Regions from separate parts of the Homo sapiens genome. Here region 2 is linked to region 1. A link is an interaction called in ENCODE POLR2A ChIA-PET data of the cell type or tissue named here. Cell type or tissue: PC-9. All regions are shown on one strand. Links, peaks and the distances in the headings refer to the core of each region. The heading gives the core; the rest is flanking DNA. Region 1 holds the start of LOC124902936 (a long non-coding RNA gene). Region 2 holds the start of SLC61A1 (solute carrier family 61 member 1).

What was found. ChIA-PET counts read pairs that join two places held together with the same protein. Peaks named below come from ENCODE experiments on the same cell type or tissue, not always from the same donor. Only the 100,000 strongest peaks of a DNase experiment are listed, where the experiment ranks them.
Region 2: POLR2A ChIA-PET joins it to region 1 with 18 read pairs; 5 of 35 experiments call an interaction of 5 or more read pairs at or near these places.

Annotation. Positions count from the first base shown.
Region 1 is chr12:53,113,228-53,121,553 of GRCh38, reverse strand. SOAT2 (sterol O-acyltransferase 2) reads right to left here. Exons shown (of 15, transcript NM_003578.4): 6 at 5,900-6,164; 7 at 5,388-5,457; 8 at 3,120-3,204; 9 at 2,619-2,664; 10 at 2,301-2,430; 11 at 671-768; 12 at 153-251. LOC124902936 (a long non-coding RNA gene) reads left to right here and starts at 6,023. Exons shown (of 3, transcript XR_007063315.1): 1 at 6,023-6,255; 2 at 7,948-8,219. In PC-9, for the core only: no CTCF peak of the experiment used is centred there; no DNase peak of the experiment used is centred there.
Region 2 is chr12:53,252,045-53,260,370 of GRCh38, reverse strand. It overlaps SLC61A1 (solute carrier family 61 member 1), which reads right to left and starts at 8,276. Exons shown (of 2, transcript NM_032889.5): 1 at 8,103-8,276; 2 at 5,965-7,553. The coding sequence starts at 7,535. The coding sequence ends at 6,183. RefSeq lists enhancers at 3,926-4,125, 7,759-8,326 and silencers at 7,954-8,003, 8,014-8,293. In PC-9, for the core only: a CTCF peak has its summit at 7,943; a DNase peak (open chromatin) is centred at 7,700; H3K4me3 peaks cover 1,124 bases; H3K27ac peaks cover 552 bases.

The DNA.
Region 1 (8,326 bases), core at 189-8,188:
AAAATGAGAAAATGAGGACAGATGAAATCAAAACGGCCCTTAGGCCCTTAGGTGAGTGGTGTAGTTGCCACACTGTAGCAGGAGGGAAGGAGAGGGAAGGAAGGAGAGCCCCTATTAACTGTGAGAGCTGAAGGGGTCTGCAGGGCCCATACCCGCAGCCCATCCTGATACACGTAGCTGTACAGCCAGTCATGGACCACCACGTTCCAAGTGCGGTAGTAGTTGGAGAAGGACGTTGAGTTCCACCAGTCCTGGAGAAGGTGGGGTCAGAGTGGGGGAAAGGAGGTAAGCAAGCATCTGGGTTCCGGCTCCTCCCCACTGCTCCCTCTGCCTGCACCCTATCCCAGTGTTCCAGAAGGGCTGGCTCCTGGCAGAACAGGGACAGCAGACACTCTCCCACCTCCCTCCTCAGGTCACGGAGGCCCTGTCCTCCCTCCTACTCCCTCTCTCAGGAGAAGATTCTGTAGTACCATGCACACAAAAGCAGTTAGCCCTGGCTTGTCAGGAGGTGGAGGGGTGGCATTATAAGCACATCCAGAGGACTGCATTTCTTATTATGGGAGGTGAACAGCATGGCTGAAGTGACACCCAACCTGGCTACCATCTTCCCCAGATCCCTCCCTAACCCTCCCTATCTCCAGCTTCCAACTGGCCTAGGTCCAGGCCCCACCCGGTAGAACATCCTGTCTCCAAATCGTAGCATCTCGGCAAAGGCGTTGAGCCAGCAATGGAGGAAGGCAAAGAAGATGAGCAGCAGCATGAAGATGCCTGGTGGTTGGGGACAAGAGGCTGCAGGTCAGGCTGGCCCACATGGACCCACAGGCAGCCCTGATCTGGGTTCTGAGGAGCCCCTGCCCAGAAACCAGGGCCCCAACTCTTACCATTCATTTATTGGTAATTCACAAATTTATGCATTCCTTTTTTTTTTTTTTTTTGAGACAGGCTGGACTGCAGTGGTGTGATCATAGCTCGCTGCAGCCTCAAACTCCTGGACTCAAGTGATCCTCCCACCTCAGCCTCCCAAGTAACTGGAACTACAGACATGAGCCACCACTCCCAGCTAATTTTTTTTATTATTATTATTTTTTTGAGACGGAGTCTCTCTCTCCCAGTCTGGAGTGCAGTGGCACGATCTCAGCTCACTGCAAGCTCCGCCTCCTGGGTTCATGCCATTCTCCTGCCTCAGCCTCCCGAGTAGCTGGGACTACAGACGCCCGCCACCACGCCCGGCTAATTTTTTGTATTTTTGGTAGAGATGGGGTTTCACCGTGTTAGCCAGGATGGTCTTGATCTCCTGACCTCGTGATCCACCCACCTTAGCCTCCCAAAGTGCTGGGATTACAGGTGTGAGCCACCATGCCTGGCTATTTTTAAGTTTTTTGTAGAGATGAGATCTCACTATATTGTCCAGTCTAGTCTCGAACTCCTGGCCTCAAGCGGTCCTCCTCCTTTGGCCTCCCAAAGTGTTGTGATTACAGGTGTGAGCCACTGTGCCTGGCCTCATGCATTCATTTATTCATCCATTTGTTCATGTACATTTACTTGGCATCACTTTGTGCCAGATGTTGGTGATAGAGATGAATCTCAAAGGGCCATTGGGAGTTCACAGAGTAATTGAAGTGAGACACACACAGAGACAGAGACAGAAAGATGTCCAACCATGTGTCCAGGGCAAATGTAATGGGAGCTAAGTATGGTGGCATTGATGTGCCTGTGAGTACAGAGAAACAGGTGGGTCATAGTAATTGATGGCTACAAAAGGAAGGCTTCCCACAGGAGGGGGCATCTCAACCATGGGCCTCCAAGAAGCAACTAGATTCCATGGCTGAAAATTAGGAAAGGGTATTTCAAGCTGAGGGGCCAGTATGGGCAAAGGCCTGGAGGCATGGAAGCACATATCTTCCCCCAGATAGGCTGGGGCTGTGTGGGAAGGAGCCTTGGATGCCACATCAAGGGTTCATATCTGATCCAAAAGTGCCAGCATTGACTTATCACTAGAGTTTTTGAAGGAGGGTAGGGAATGATTAGTTGCAGTAGGAAAGTTCACCTGGGCAGCAGTGTTAGGGGTAGATGGGAAAGGAAAGATCTGGGTGCCAGGGAGATGGGTTAGGAGGCTGATGTGGAGGGGGAGCAGATGGTCTGAACTGAGACCATGGCAATGGCCCTGATAGGAGGGGACAGATGTGAGGAGAGACTCAGAAGGAGAACGTGTTGAAACTGAGGGAAGGTAACTAGCAAGGCCTTCCCTGATTAGCCTTCCCCAGGGCACAGCTGCTCTAGCCCTACCTTAGTTGGCTCACCTGGCAACGTGGCATGCAGGATAGAGAGCACCAGGGCACGGGTGCTGAAGGGCTCTCGGCTCATGTTGGCAAAGACAGGAACACAGAGGCGGCCCAGGATGAAGCAGGCATAGAGCACACATCCCAGGGCCTGGAGGGGGCATGGGGACACATAACTGGAGAGGGATGCTGGCAGCTGCCGGTGGCATTGACCTCTGGCCCAGCACTGGCCTTCTCTTCCCTTGGCATCACCCTCCCACTGCCTCCCCAGGCCTCCCAGAAATGTCCCCTCTCCACCACCATGAGTCACAGGTCCACCCTTCTACCCTATCTTCTCACCTGGGCAAAGTTCTTGGCCACATAATTCCACCTGACATAGGGCGTCCTGCAGCGGCAATGGGGACAATATGTTTCTCATTCTTTCATGTTGTTCTCTGTTCAGCCTGGGCACGGGTTCTGGGGCCCTCTCTCCTCAGTTCCCTTAATTGCTTAGGCCTGGGAGGATTATCTAGGGTGGTGGGGTCTAGGATACTCTGAACTTTCCATAACAGAGATAACAAGTGGGTTTTAAGCATGGATGTCAACAAGGGTGTGTAGGATGGGTAGGATTATCAAGACAGTCCTGGGTAAACCAGGAAAGTGGGTTGCCCTAGTGTCATCATAGGCCGGGCAAGGAGACAGGGTAGTCTACCAGTCACCTATTTCCCATCTTTATTATGAGATGCTTCCTGAGAAAGTGGCCAGTGCCTGAGGTGAGCCTGAGGACCTCAGGGAGGGGAGAGTAGAAGGGTAAGTTTCCTGATGGGCCTGGGCATTTGGGGAAGGAGTGCAGGGTCTTACCTAGGGTAAGTCTCCCTGTAGATGAGTGTTGGGCAGAAGAGGAAGTAGAGGTAGCTGGAGAAACTGGGGGCCTGGATCCCCTCACCTGGGGAGGAATGAGAGGGGTGGATTAGTAAGGGCAAGGGCAGAGGGCAGAGGTGAGGGGGCTGCTGGGGAAGGGTGGTGGGATTGGTGAGTGGAGAAATGGATAGGGTGGGGGTGGGGGATAAGCAAGGAGCTGGACGTAGGACCTGGATGCGGGCTAGGGGAGCTAAGCTGGGCAGGAGCGGAACTGGCTCTTTAACACCATCTCTTCTGCTGTCATTTCAGGCACCCTATCTTCCAGTGCAGGGCCTGCTGTGGCCAGAGCTTCATTTGGTACCCACACGTTCGACAACCCATTCTCCTTCCCCTTCTGTCTGGACTTCCTAATACAGGCACATCTTATTTTACTGCACTTCCCAGATATTGCCTCTTTTACAAATTGAAAGTTTGTGGCAACCCTGCAAGAGACAAGGCTATCAGTGCCACTTTTTCCAACGGCAAGTGCTCACTTCATGCCACTGTGTCACATTTTGGCAATTCCTGAAATATTTCTTTCTTCTTATTATTATATGTGGTATGGTGCACAGGCATAGAGCACACAGCCCAGGGCCTGGAGGGGGTGTGGGGATACATAACTGGAGAGGGACACTGGCAGCTGCCGGTGGCATTGGACCTCTGGCCCAGCACTGGCCTCCTCTTCCCTTGGCACCACCCTCCCACTGCCTCCCCAGGCCTCCCAGAAACGTCCCCTCTCCACCACCATGAGTCACAGGTCCACCCTTCTACCCCAACTTCTCACCTCGGCAAAAATCACTGTGACCAGTGATTTTTAATGTTACAATTGTAATTGTTTTAGGGCATCATGAAATACACCCAAATAAGAGAGCAAACTTAACTGACAAATTCTGTGTGTGTTCTGACTACTCTGCTGACCGGCCATTCTCCCATCTCTTCTGTTCTCCTCGAGCTTTCCTATTCGCTGAGATACAACGATATTGAAATTAGGGGCCAGCCTCAATGGCTCACTCCTGTAATCCCAACACTTTGGGAGGCCAAGGCAGGAGGATTGCTTAAGCCCAGGAGTTCAAGACCAGCCTGGGCAACATAGCAAGACCCTGTCTCTAAAAAAAAAAAAAAAAAAAAAAAAATTGGCCGGGCGCGGTGGCTCATGCCTGTAATCCCAGCACTTTGGGAGGCTGAGGTGGGTGGATCACTGGAGGTCAGGAGTTCGAGACCACCCTGGCCAACATGGTGAAACCCTGTCTCTACTAAAAGTACAAAAAAGTTAGCTGGGTGTGGTGACACACACCTATAATCCCAGCTACTCAGGAGGCTGAGGCAGGAGAATCGCTTGAACCCAGAAGGTGGAGGCTGCAGTGAGCCAAGATCGTGCCACTGCACTCCAGCCTGGGAAACAGGGCAAGACTCCATCTCAAAAAAAAAAAAAAAAATTTGAAATTGGGCCAATTAATAACGTTGAAATGGTCTTTAAGTGTTCAAGTGAGTGAAAGAAAGAGTTGCATGTCTCTCACTTTTTTTTTTTGAGATGGGATCTCAGTCTGTTGCCCAGGCTGGAGTACAGTGACATAGTCATGGCTCACTGCAGCCTTCACCTCCCGGACTCAAGTAATCTTCTCACCTCAGCCTTCCACACAGCTGGGACCACAGGCATTAGCCACCACACCTGGCTAATTTTAAAAAGTTTTTTGAAGTGAGACCCCATCTCACTACGTTGCTCAGGCTGGTCTTGAACTCCTGGGCTCAAACGATCCTCCTGTCTCAGTGTCCCAGAGTGCTGGGATTACCTGTGTGAGCCACTGTGCTCAGCCTGCAGCTGGTGACTTTAAGGGCTCTTGTTAAGGGCTAATGCAGCTGGTGACTTTAAGTTGGAGCCAGTGCCAACTTGTCATTCCAAAAATTTTAGGGCCCTTAAGAATGATGCTAAATATACTCTGCCTGTGCTCTATAAATGGAATAACAAAGCCTGGGTGACAGGCTGGGCCTGGAAATAGGAAATAGGAAAGTGCCAGAAGTCCTGGGTAACAGAGGTGCCATCTGTCAGAGGCAGGGGCTGAGAATGCCTAATGATGAAGGCCCACAGAGCCCAGCTGGATGCCAGGGCTGTGCCTGGTGGGCAACCCGGGCTTAGGAAGGCAGGGACTTTTATCAGGATCCTGCACCTGCTGGCTTCATTCAGTCAGCCAAGAGGACTGAGTTCACAACCGGGCAAGATGAAGGCCTCACCTCGTCTGGCACGAAGGGTCCCAGGCACAGCCTCTCTCAGGAAGGAGTAGCTTTTCATCAGGAACCTAACCTGTGGCAGAATGGAAGGGGAGGAAAAGTTGCTGTGTGGCTTTAAGCAAATCGCTTAACCTCTCTGTGCTCTGGGTTACCTCTGAGAGGCAGGCAGAGTGTAAGATCTGTCTGGTCAGAGCCCATACTTTTTCTTTTTGTTGGATGGCCGTATAGCCTAACATATGCTGGGATGAATGAAGGCTGCTAGGATAAGAGGCCAGAGCGGAGTCTTCCGGTCAACCTCCTGTGATGGCGGTGTCACAGTGTTTGCCTTCCAGCCTGCAGGTTCCCCAAATCCCTCGTAATGGACTCCACCCCCGGTAACTAGCTCCGCCCCTGCCAATGCCTTCTCCAGCGCCTCCCTCTCGTGGGCCCCGCCCCCTCTTTGGGGGACTCCCCCTCTGCTGAGATGGCCCCACCAGCTGGTTCCTTCCTGTCCGTCAGCAGGGCTCGGCCCTCACCTGCTCGAAGACCAGGACACAACGGGAGGCCGGCGGGAGCTGATGCTCCACGGCCACGTGGACCGGCAGCGCGCAGAGCACCACGGCGTGGGCGGCTAGCAGCGCACAGCCCAGGCCCGTCGCCTGCGTCCAGGTGCCCCTGGCCCACAGCCGTAGGGCCTGGTACGGCGCCAACAGGGTGGACAGAAACATGGGCACCCAGGTCACCAGCGCCAATGGCAGCTGTCCGAAGCTGAAGATCAGTAGGTCAAACTCCAGCAGCAGCCTTGGAGTGGGGAAGGAGAGACAAAGTAGACAAGTGAAGCCCATTCTTGTCCCCTTCCTCTTCAGTCTGAGCTCCTGGAAGATGAACTGAGGTATCTTGATCAGGTTGTGAGCTCCCCATCTCTGGAGGTGTTCAAGACGGCACCTCTGTGGCACAGGGCGTTGCTCCAGGAGACTCAGTCATGGCATGAGTTTGATTCTAAATGACCTTGAGAGCCCTCTCTGATTTCATGGTGTTGGTAAGGGCTCAGTACTCTATATACAACACATGTTAGGATATGAGGTAACTAGACTGACTTTCCTTAGTTTTATTCCTTTGGAGCGTCTGTTGTTGTAGATTGGAGGTAATAGGATGCCGGTTGTTCAGTGTTTTGTTAGCCTAGGTTAATAGTGTATGGTTTGTTAAGGGGAAAAACTGAAAACAACCTAAGTGTCCATTAGTAAAGGACTAAGTGAACAAATCTGGCACCTCCATATTCTTCAGTCCTTCAAACCAATGGACTAACATGAAAAGATCCCTAAAATAAATTGTTAGGGAGTAAAATCAAATTACAAAATAATAGGTACAGTTTCTTGTTTACGTGAAACCTCCACAATGTACCTATCTTTGGTACTGAATGTCAATGCATGGAAAATGCTCTGGGTGGAAACTCAGAAACTGTTTTTTTTAGAGACAGAGTCTCGCTCTGTCACCCAGGCTGGAGTGCAGTGGCACAATTTCTGCTCACTGCAACCTCCGCCTCCCGGGTTCAAACAATTATCCTGCTTCAGCCTCCTGAATAGCTGGGACTACAGGCTTGCACCACCACGACTGGCTAATTTTTTTTTTTTCAGTAGAGACAGGGTTTCACCATATTGGCCAGACTGGTCTTGAATTGCTGACCTCAAGTGATCCGCCTGCCTCGGCCTCCCAAAGTGCTGGGATTACAGGCGTGAGCCACTGCACCCAGCCAGAAACTGTTTAAAATCCTCCGAGAGCAGTGTGGGATTGAAGGAGGCGGTCAAGAAGGACCTCCTTTACACAAAAACATGTATTTGAGCTTTTTACTGAGATTTTATCATTTTTAGTTTTTTTAATTTATTTTTTTCTTATGCAAACCTAGCAGTAGATTTTGTCCTTTTAATACTTGTATAACTAACAACAAAAATTTTACCAAAAGGCAGTGCTGTTGCTGAGCCTGTGGATCCTTGGAGCTGTTTTTTTCATTGCTTCCCAAGCCCAACATAGGGAGAGGGGATGTGGCAGGCCAGGTTTCACTAATACAGGCCTCCATAACAACTGTTTCAGTACTGATAGAGTGGTTAAGTTAAATATTAAAAGCCAGTGCCCTTATACAAAGGCCAGAATGTAACAAAAGCCCACCAAGAGTTTTGCCTAGGCCTTTCCTGAACCTCAAAGCATGATTAAACAAGTTTTATTGGGGGTCTGAAGAAACTCCCCAGGCCTCCACAAATGAGTTTATTGGGATTCTGAAGGAACTCCCCAAACCTCTGTGATTTAGCAGGAGATAAGAGAAGGGTAATCACCCCAGCACCTGGACCCATTTAGATTAAGTAAACTTACTGAGGCTCCAGAAGAAGGTCTTCAAGACTCAGACCTTAGTTATAGATTAAAAGAAGTTAATCACTTATGTCTTTAGATGAATGCACACCTACACATAGACATAGAGCTTAGAAGGTATATAAGCTCTGGAAAACTTTATAATTTTTAATTGGCCTGGTGATAATTTCCAGGCCTTCTCCCTGTAACTGGTTACAGAAATAAAAACTCTCTTCCTCCCCAGTTCATCTGCATCTCGTTACTGGGCCTCAAGAAATAGCAGCCCAACCTTCAGTTTGACCTGGGAACAAAACGTGGCAAGCCAGCCAGGAGAGACCGGGATGGTGCTGTGTTCAGCCACCAGTGGCTTGCGATGAGACAGTCTTCAGGAGGGTCCAAGCAGCTGCCCGTGAGATTTTTCCTGGGGACCCTCCCGAGGGCTGTCCCGTGTGCAAAACTGCACGTCCCTTTCACTACTGGGGAAGAACAGAGATCAGAAGCAGACACGCTCAAAGGGTGAGTTAAACAGATCATATGCCGGGAGCCTATTGTTTTCCTATTGGGCTTGTTAAGCCATTTGTCCGGTACCACCCAGGGAAGCAATAGGGCTCACTCATACGCCT
Region 2 (8,326 bases), core at 121-8,120, 140 kb before region 1:
GTGCACCTGTAGTCCCAACTACTCAGAGGTGGGAGGACTGCTTGAGCCCAGGAGGTCGAGGCTGCAGTGAACTGTTATCGTGCCACTGCACTCTAGCCTGGGTGACATAAGACCTTGTCTTAAAACGAAAAAGAAAAAAAATGAATTATTTTCAGAGGCAGCAACAGAAGGCAAAAAAAAAAAAAAAATGCCAAGCACGGTGGTGTTTGAGTAGTCCCAGCCAGTCTGGAGGCTGAGGTGGAGGTGGGAGGATCACTTGAGCTCAGCAGTTGGAGGCCAGCCTGGGTGACATAGCAAGATTCAGTCTCAAGAAAAAGCCGGGCATGGTGGCTCACTCCCGTAACCCCAGCACTTTGGGAGGCCAAGGTGGGCGGCTCACTTGAGATCAGGAGTTTGAGACCAGCCTGGCCAACATGGTGAAACCCCATCTCTACTAAAAATGCAAAAATTAGTCAGGCATGATGGCGCACACCTTGTAGTCCCAGTTACTGGGGAGGCAGAGGTAGGAGAATTGCTTGAATCCAGGAGGCTGAGGCTGCAGTGAGCCAAAATTGTGCCACTGCCCTCCAGCCTGGGTGAAAGAGGGAGGCCCTGTCCCCCCCAAAAAAAAAAAGAAAAAGCCATACTCAGATTTTGAACTGCGCCATGGGTCAGTGGCTTGCTGTTGTTCAAGCGTCAACTATATATTTATATAGCAATACAAATATATGTATTTTAATATACTACTATAACGTAATTAGCACATACTGATATTCACATATGTATATAAAATATGCATTTCTGTATTTGCATTTGACCATTTTACAATGAGACCATATAACTTTATGAAAAAAACAGTTAAAGTAAATGTGAGGTATTTTTATAACATCAGATCTGATCTCAAGCATGACATTTGTTTGTGTTACATTTCCAATCTGTGGTTCTATGGGGAGGTAGTGGCAGCAAATAATAAAAAGGGCAGGAAAACCACAGGATTGGGGTTAGGGGAAGAGCGATAAGGAGAGGACCTAGACTCAGCTGACCATTAGCCGGGAACAGCCCCCTCCCCTCCCAGGGCAGGGACTGAATTTCCAGGAAGAGGTCATCCTCCAGGCCTCAGAACCCTGTACTGTCTTCCTGCCCCAGTCCTCCTGCCTCCTCGTTCATTGGCTCCTGGGTCCCCAGGATGTTTCTCTTTTCTCCTCAGGATCGCTTAAAAGCTCCAGATCAAATAATCATGTTTCCAGCTGGATGGAAATTCAGAAAATCAGGAGCCTCTTAGTGAAAGATGGTGGTTGTATCCAGTCTAACCCCAAGCTGACTTTCCCACTAGAGGAAGAGGAAATGAGTTCAAGTGGAACACATTGACACCCAGCTCAGATGCTCACATATCCCAGAGTAGAAGCCTTCTCAAATAGCTCGATAATTCCATCTGGGCCAGTACTGAGGATAAACGCTGCTGGGAATCCCCCAATCACTAAGATGCATTGGGAAGTTCTACACCCCATTACAGTCCTGTCCACTCATTCCCACACTCAAATCTAGATAGGCTCAGCTGGATTGGAGAAGTTAAAAAATAAAATATAAAAGCAAACACTTATGTAGTGCTTATACTGTGGGCCAAATACTGTTCTAAGCACTTAAGTACAATGACGCATTTAATCCTCACAAGAACCCTTAGGGGTTGAAACTATACTATCCTCCCCATTTCACAGATGAGGAAACTGAGGCACAGAGTTGTGGAGCCAGATTCAAACCAGGCAGTTGGGCTTTTTTTTTTTTTTTTTTTGAGATGGAGTTTCACTCTTGTTGCCCAGGCTGGAGTGCAATGAATGGCATGATGGCATGATCTCGGCTCACTGCAACCTCCGCCTCCAGGGTTCAAGCGATTCTCCTGCTTCAGCCTCCCGAGTAGCTGGGATTACAGGCGCCCACCACCATGCCTGGCTAATTTTTGTATTATCATAGAGACGGGTTTCACCATGTTGGCCAGGCTGGTCTCGACTCCTGACCTCTGGTGATCCACCTGCCTTGGCCTCCCAGAGTGCTGGGATTACAGGAGTGAGCCACTGTGCCCGGCCAGATCCACATTTTTTTTTTCCAGGTGGAGTCTCCCTCTGTCGCCCAGGCTGGAGTGCAGTGGTGCGACCTTGGCTCACTGCAAGCTCCACCTCCCGGGTTCATGCCATTCTTCTCCCTCAGCCTCCCAAGTAGCTGGGACTACAGGCGCCCACCACCACAACTGGCTAATTTTTTGTATTTTTAGTAAAGACAGGGTTTCACCGTGTTAGCCAGGATAGTCTTGATCTCCTGACCTCATGATCCGCCCGCCTTGGCCTCCCAAAGTGCTGGGATTACAGGTGTGAGCCACCGCACCCGGCCCTCAGATCCACATTTTTAATCACTTCCCTATGGGGCCTCTTGGTGGAGCATCATGAGCAGCATTTCGCAGGGAGTATGCACCTGGTGAACCAGTCCCTCATTTGAATAATCTGGATAGATACCCCTAAGTGGATCAGACAGCCAAATACTCCTACTCTCTTGCTGTTCTCCAGGGACAGAGCTTTGGGTGGGGAAGCAGGGCTGGAGGCTAAAAAAACAGGTAAGTGAAGTCCCATGGGACAGAGGCAGCATGTGTCATAGAGGGGGCACTGGGTTGGCAAAAAGAGGCAAGGTTTAGTCTTAGTTTTATCACTCACTTGCTACATGCCCTTAGGCAAGTTATTTGCTTTCTTTAAGTGGATTTTCCTCTTGGGTAAAATAAATAAATAAATAAATAAATAAATAAATAAGGCCAGGTGTGGTGGCTCACGCCTGTAATCCCAGCACTTTGGGAGCCTGAGGCGGGTGGATCACGAGGTCAAGAAATCAAGACCATTCTGGCCAACATGGTGAAATCTCGTCTCTACTAAAAATTAACTGGGTGCGGTGGGGTGTGTCTGTAGTCCCAGCTACGCGGGAGGCTGAGGCAGGAGAATCACTTGAACCTCGGAGCCGAGATGGTGCCACTGCACTCCAGCCTGGCAATACAGCGAGACTCCATCTCAAAAAAATAAATAAATAGGCCGGGCACGGTTGCTCATGCCTGTAATCCCAGCACTTTGGGAGGCCAAGGCGGGTGGATCATGAGGTCAGGAGTTTGAGACCAGCATGGCCAAGATGGTGAAACCCTGTCTCTACTAAAAATACAAAAATTAGCTAGGCGTGGTGGTGCACGCCTGTAGTCCCAGCTACTTGGGAGGCTGAGGCAGAATTGCTTGAACCTGGGAGGTAGAGGTTGTGGTGAGCCGAGATTGTGCCACTGCACTCCAGCCTGGGTGACAAGAGCGAAACTCCATCTTAAAAAATAAAATAAAATAAAATAATAAATAAAAATATCACCAGTACCTAGCGGTAAAACACACGGCATAGCAGGTGCTCAATAAAAAATGTTTAAGGCCAAATGGATAATCTCTAAGATGCCTTCCAGCTCTTAACACGCTGTGAGTCTGACAGGAAAGAACACTCTCCACTCTATTTGCCACCAGCCCCTTTGAAGCAAGCTCATCAGGGACAAAGCTAAAGGAATCTCATTAGTCTCCCCTACCCCTCTATTTCCATATCACTTAGGAATGTGAGGGCCACTAATAATTACTGTCAGGCCAGGTGTGGTGGCTCACACCTGTAATCCCAGCACTTTGGGAGGCTGAGAAGGGAGGATGGCTTGAACCCAGGAGTTTCAGATGAGCCTGGGCAACATAGACCCTTGTCTCTACAAAAATTTTTAAAAAATTAGCTGGGTATGGTGGTGCTGCCTGTAGTCCCTACTACTTGGGAGGCTAAGGTGGGAGGATCGCTTGAGCCCAGGAGGTCGAGGCTGCAGTGAGCCATGATCCTGCCACTACACTCTGGCCTAGGCGACAGAGCGAGACCCTATCTCAAAAACAAAATAAAACAAAAACCGATAATAATGATATTGTCATCCAAAACAACAAATCACCAAGTGTCTCCTGAAAAGCCAGGTGTGAGCTAGCCTGTCTCCTCTCCAGATATGTACTGAGCACAGCCATGGGGAAAGCATCCAATTGTGTGTATATATGCAGGAGATAAAGGTGAGTAAGACTGTTTCCTCTTCCCCTCAAGATCATAGCATGATCTTGAGACGGAACATCTACAAATAACTATAAAGTATATCTAGGTCTAGCCCAACAGGGCAGAAAGAGGAAGTGGAGTTATTGCAAGACTGTCTTTAGTCTTGAGATGATGGGTGGCAGGAGTAGGGGGGTAGTAGAAAAGATGCCTTTTCTTTTTTTTTGTTTTTTGAGACAGTCTCATTCTGTTGCCCAGGCTGGAGTGCAGTGGCGTGTCTCAATTATCACTCACTGCAGCCTCGATCTCCCAGGCTCAATTGATCCTCCCACCTCAGCCTCCCAAGTAACTCAGACCATGGGCACATGCCACTACGCACAGCTAATTTTTGTATTTTTTGTAGAGACGGGGTTTCGCCGTGTTGCCCAGGCTGGTCTCAAACTCCTGGGCCTCCCAAAGTGCTGGGATTACAGGTGTAAGTCACCACACCTGGCTGATATGTGTTTTTCTTACTTAACCTCAACCTCTATTCCCTGAAGCCTGGGTGGGGGAACATGTTTTTTCCTAGTCTGAGTAGGGACCTGAGACCACCACCCATTCCTCCCCTTGGCCTCACCCTGCAGAAGCCCTTCCACCCTGCATTCCACCAGCACCTGCTGATGCTATCTCTCCACACAGGTTGGGACCTGCAGGTCTTGGAACATCCTGCATCTTTCTGAGTAGTCTGGGACCCAAGGAAAGGTCATTAACCCCTTTCCAGAAAGGGTATGTGTCCCCCATGCCCATCTCAAGCACATTCCAGGACACATCCTTGAGCCTACCCTCCTTCCCTCCCCACCCTTCTTAAAGCTGGCTGTGCTTCCCCTGAGAAGCCCAGGTTTTGGTGGGAGGAGGAAAGGCAGATACAATCAGAGGTGAGGCAGGGAGGCACCCACAGAACTGGCTCACTAGTACTGTTTCCTGCCCTGATGGCTCCCTCACCCTCATTCAGGCTGGGTTGGGGACAGTCAGGTACAGATAAGACATCCTAGTCCCTCAGCCATGCACCACTCTGTCCCCTTGGCAGCCTTTCACTTCGGTTTCACACAGGGATACAGGATCTGGTAGACCCAGATGATGTTGGACAAATGGTGCATTCATAGCCACAGAGGCAAAAGGGAGGCAGCAGGCCTGTGCTGAGCTGCAAGCTTACTTTGGTAGGAAGGGCCCTGGCTTTGCCCAAGGAGTGGTCACAGCAGCAGCCCAAGCCCCTGGAATCTTTGCTCAGTGGCCTGGCATATGGGGCATCTACTCCATGTGCTCTGGAGATCATCTTACCCTGGATGTAAGCAAGGGTTCTGCTTGACAACTGGGGGGAGTGCCTGTCCCACAACAGAGGAATGTGGAGGACCTAGAAGCCTCAGGCCCTTCCCACACAGCTCTGCTGAGAGCAATTCCATAGTTCTCAGTTTGAACTGGAGACAGCCTTGGAGAAGTTAGAAACAGAAAACTTTTGCTGATAATCCCACCTCAAAACCTCTAGCTGGGCTGGGCGTGGTGGCTCATGCCTGTAATCCCAACACTTTGGGAGGCCGAGGTGGGTGGATCACCTGAAGTGAGGAGTTCGAGACCAGCCTGGTCAACATGAAACCCCATCTCTATTAAAAATACAAAAATTAGCTGGGCATGGTAGCAGGCACATGTAATCCCAGCTACTTGGGAGGCTGAAGCAGGAGAATTGCTTGAATCCGGGAGGCGGAGGTTGCAGTGAGCCAAGATCGCGCCATTGCACTCCAGCCTGGGCGACAGAGCAAGACTCCGTCTCAAAACAAAAACAAACAAAACAAAACAAAAAAAAACTAAAAAAAAAACCTCTAGCTGCCCACTCACCAGAAACTACTGATAAGGCTACAGGTAAGGATGAGTAAATCAAATCAATGATCATTTAAAAGTGTTTATTTTCTAAATGGGAGTAACACAGAGGGAACTTTTGGCACCTTCTTTCCAGTCCATCACCCCCATCATGTCCTCCCAAACACAAAGCAATGGCAGGAGAAACCACAGGACAGTCACAAAGTCAGTCACAGAGAGATCTGTACAATCCCGGATAGCTGGAATTCAAGAGTCTGTCCCAGCTATCTTGTCCTGGAGTGGGGTTACAGCTCAGGGGCATAGGGCTCCTCAGTAGGTGAAGGTACCCGCAGCTCAGCATCATGCCTTACCACGGTGAAGAGTCCCACCACTGCCAGCAGAGCCATCACCATGACAGCAGAGCAAATGCTGAACATATTCCGAGTGCCTGTTTTTCGATCACTGTCATGGAGGACAAGGAGCCCTAGGCAAGCCAGTGAGTGCAGAGGTACCCGGAACCAGTTGAGTACACCAGCCTGCTCTGTCTCAGGGATCACCTTTCTCCGTAGGAAGCTCATGCTGGGAAAGTATAATCCACAAGCCAACTCAATAAGTAGAAAGGCTATGAAGGACTCCACCGGACTCTCCTGGCCTGGGCTGGTAGAGAAAGTCAACATGAAGAGAGAGAAGACGACGATGAGCACAGCAAGGGACAGCAGGTGCATGGGCTGAAGGTGGTACCTCTTGGAGGTGGCGATACGGTACAGGGAAGAGCCAAGCAGGCTGGCTGCCATGAAGCTGGAGAAGATAATGCCCAGAGGGGCCCCGTGTGGGTCCAGCACAGGTGTCCAGAGGAAGACAAAGATGAAGATGACACTCTCAAATAGAGCTTGTATGGTGCCCAACAGCAGCACGCGGCGGTCCGACAGGAGGCAGCGCAGGCCTCCAGCACAGGTCCTTGAGAAGGCACGCTGCCGGTCATAGTTCTCCCCCCAGTTTCGAAGGGCCAAGGCCCCTGCCAGAGCCAGGAGAGGGATGGCAGCCACAAAGGGCGCTACAGGCCCCAGCCCTATCCAGCTGGCTACAGCCTCAGCTGCCACACCTGCCACTACAGCCAGCACATGGTTCCAGAAGGCAGCTCGAGCAAAGGTAGCTGGGATCCACTCAGCAGGGAAGTCATGCCGTTCCACGTGCTCATGGATATACCAGGCCTCGAAGGCTGAGAAGAGCAGGGCTGTGGACAGCCCACCAAGTGCTCGCCCCACTAGCAGCACAAAGTAGTCTTGAGAGAGTTTGGTTAAGCAGCATAGTGAGTAAGTCAGGGAGAAGAGGACACAAGAATTCTTGCGACCCAGCCAATCCACAAGGGAGGAGGCCACTAGGCCAAAGAGGACTGTAGAGGCAAGGCCACAGACATAGAGGATGGCAATTTGACCTTCCAGGAAGTAGTAATGCTGGTAGAGTTTATAGAGGTAGGGGGCCTGAAGCCAATCAGCTGCCAGGGCCAGGAAGTAGACCTGATAGAAGTCCAGTTGAAACCGAAGGAAGGAGGGATTGCTGCAGGCCCTTCCAGGGGGTTTAGCCCGGCATCTTGACAGTTCCAGCCCCAGGCAGGAGGCCAGGAGGCCTACAAAAGCAAGGTAGGCAGTCACCAGCATGGTGGGCCCCCGGACGACCTGGGAAGAGAGGTGGGAGTCAGAGCCATATCCATCCTTCGGGCAGCACGGTCAAGGGGCTGTCTTAAGCAGATGGCAGCTCCACCCAACCCCGCTGCCAACTCCACTCCCCAAGATCTCAGACCGGAGGGACCAGTTGGGTGGGTGGGAGGAGTGGCCACGCCAAAGCTGTCTCCTAGGACACTGTGGGGCAGGGAGGGGTAAGAAGACAGGGGAGAGGACTGGGCACTCAACCCATCCTTGCCTGTGAAGAGGGAGTCCCTTTCAATAATCCCGCTCCCGCAAATTCTACTGCCCTTTCCCACAGCAGCTCCCGTACACTTCCTTCTATTACCTCCCGTCCTCGCTGCGGAGCCTCTTTTTGCCCTCAGTGTCTCATCCTCTGTCCCGGGCATCCCTCCCACCCGCGCAGGCCTCTCGAGTTGCTTCAGGGTCATGCGTGTGCATCTCAGAGGCCCACTCCTCCAGGTCACTGGCACCCCACTGCGCCCCCTAGCCCCTGCCCAGCCCTGCCACATCCACTTGCACCTCGCCCAGACTCCGCCTCACCTGCTGCCCCGGTCTGCGGGGACGCCCCGGACACGTCCGGCTCCAGGCCGCCAGGCCACCCTCCCCGCTGTGGCTCCGGCTCCGGCTCGGGTTCCAGCAGCGCTCCCGCCCCTCACAGCCTGCTTCCGGGAGCCGGGCAGGCCTCTGGCCGCCGCCATGATGGCTTCATCACGTGACGGGGGCGCGGCGCCAAAACCCCGCCCCGCCCCGCCCGCCCGCCCTCC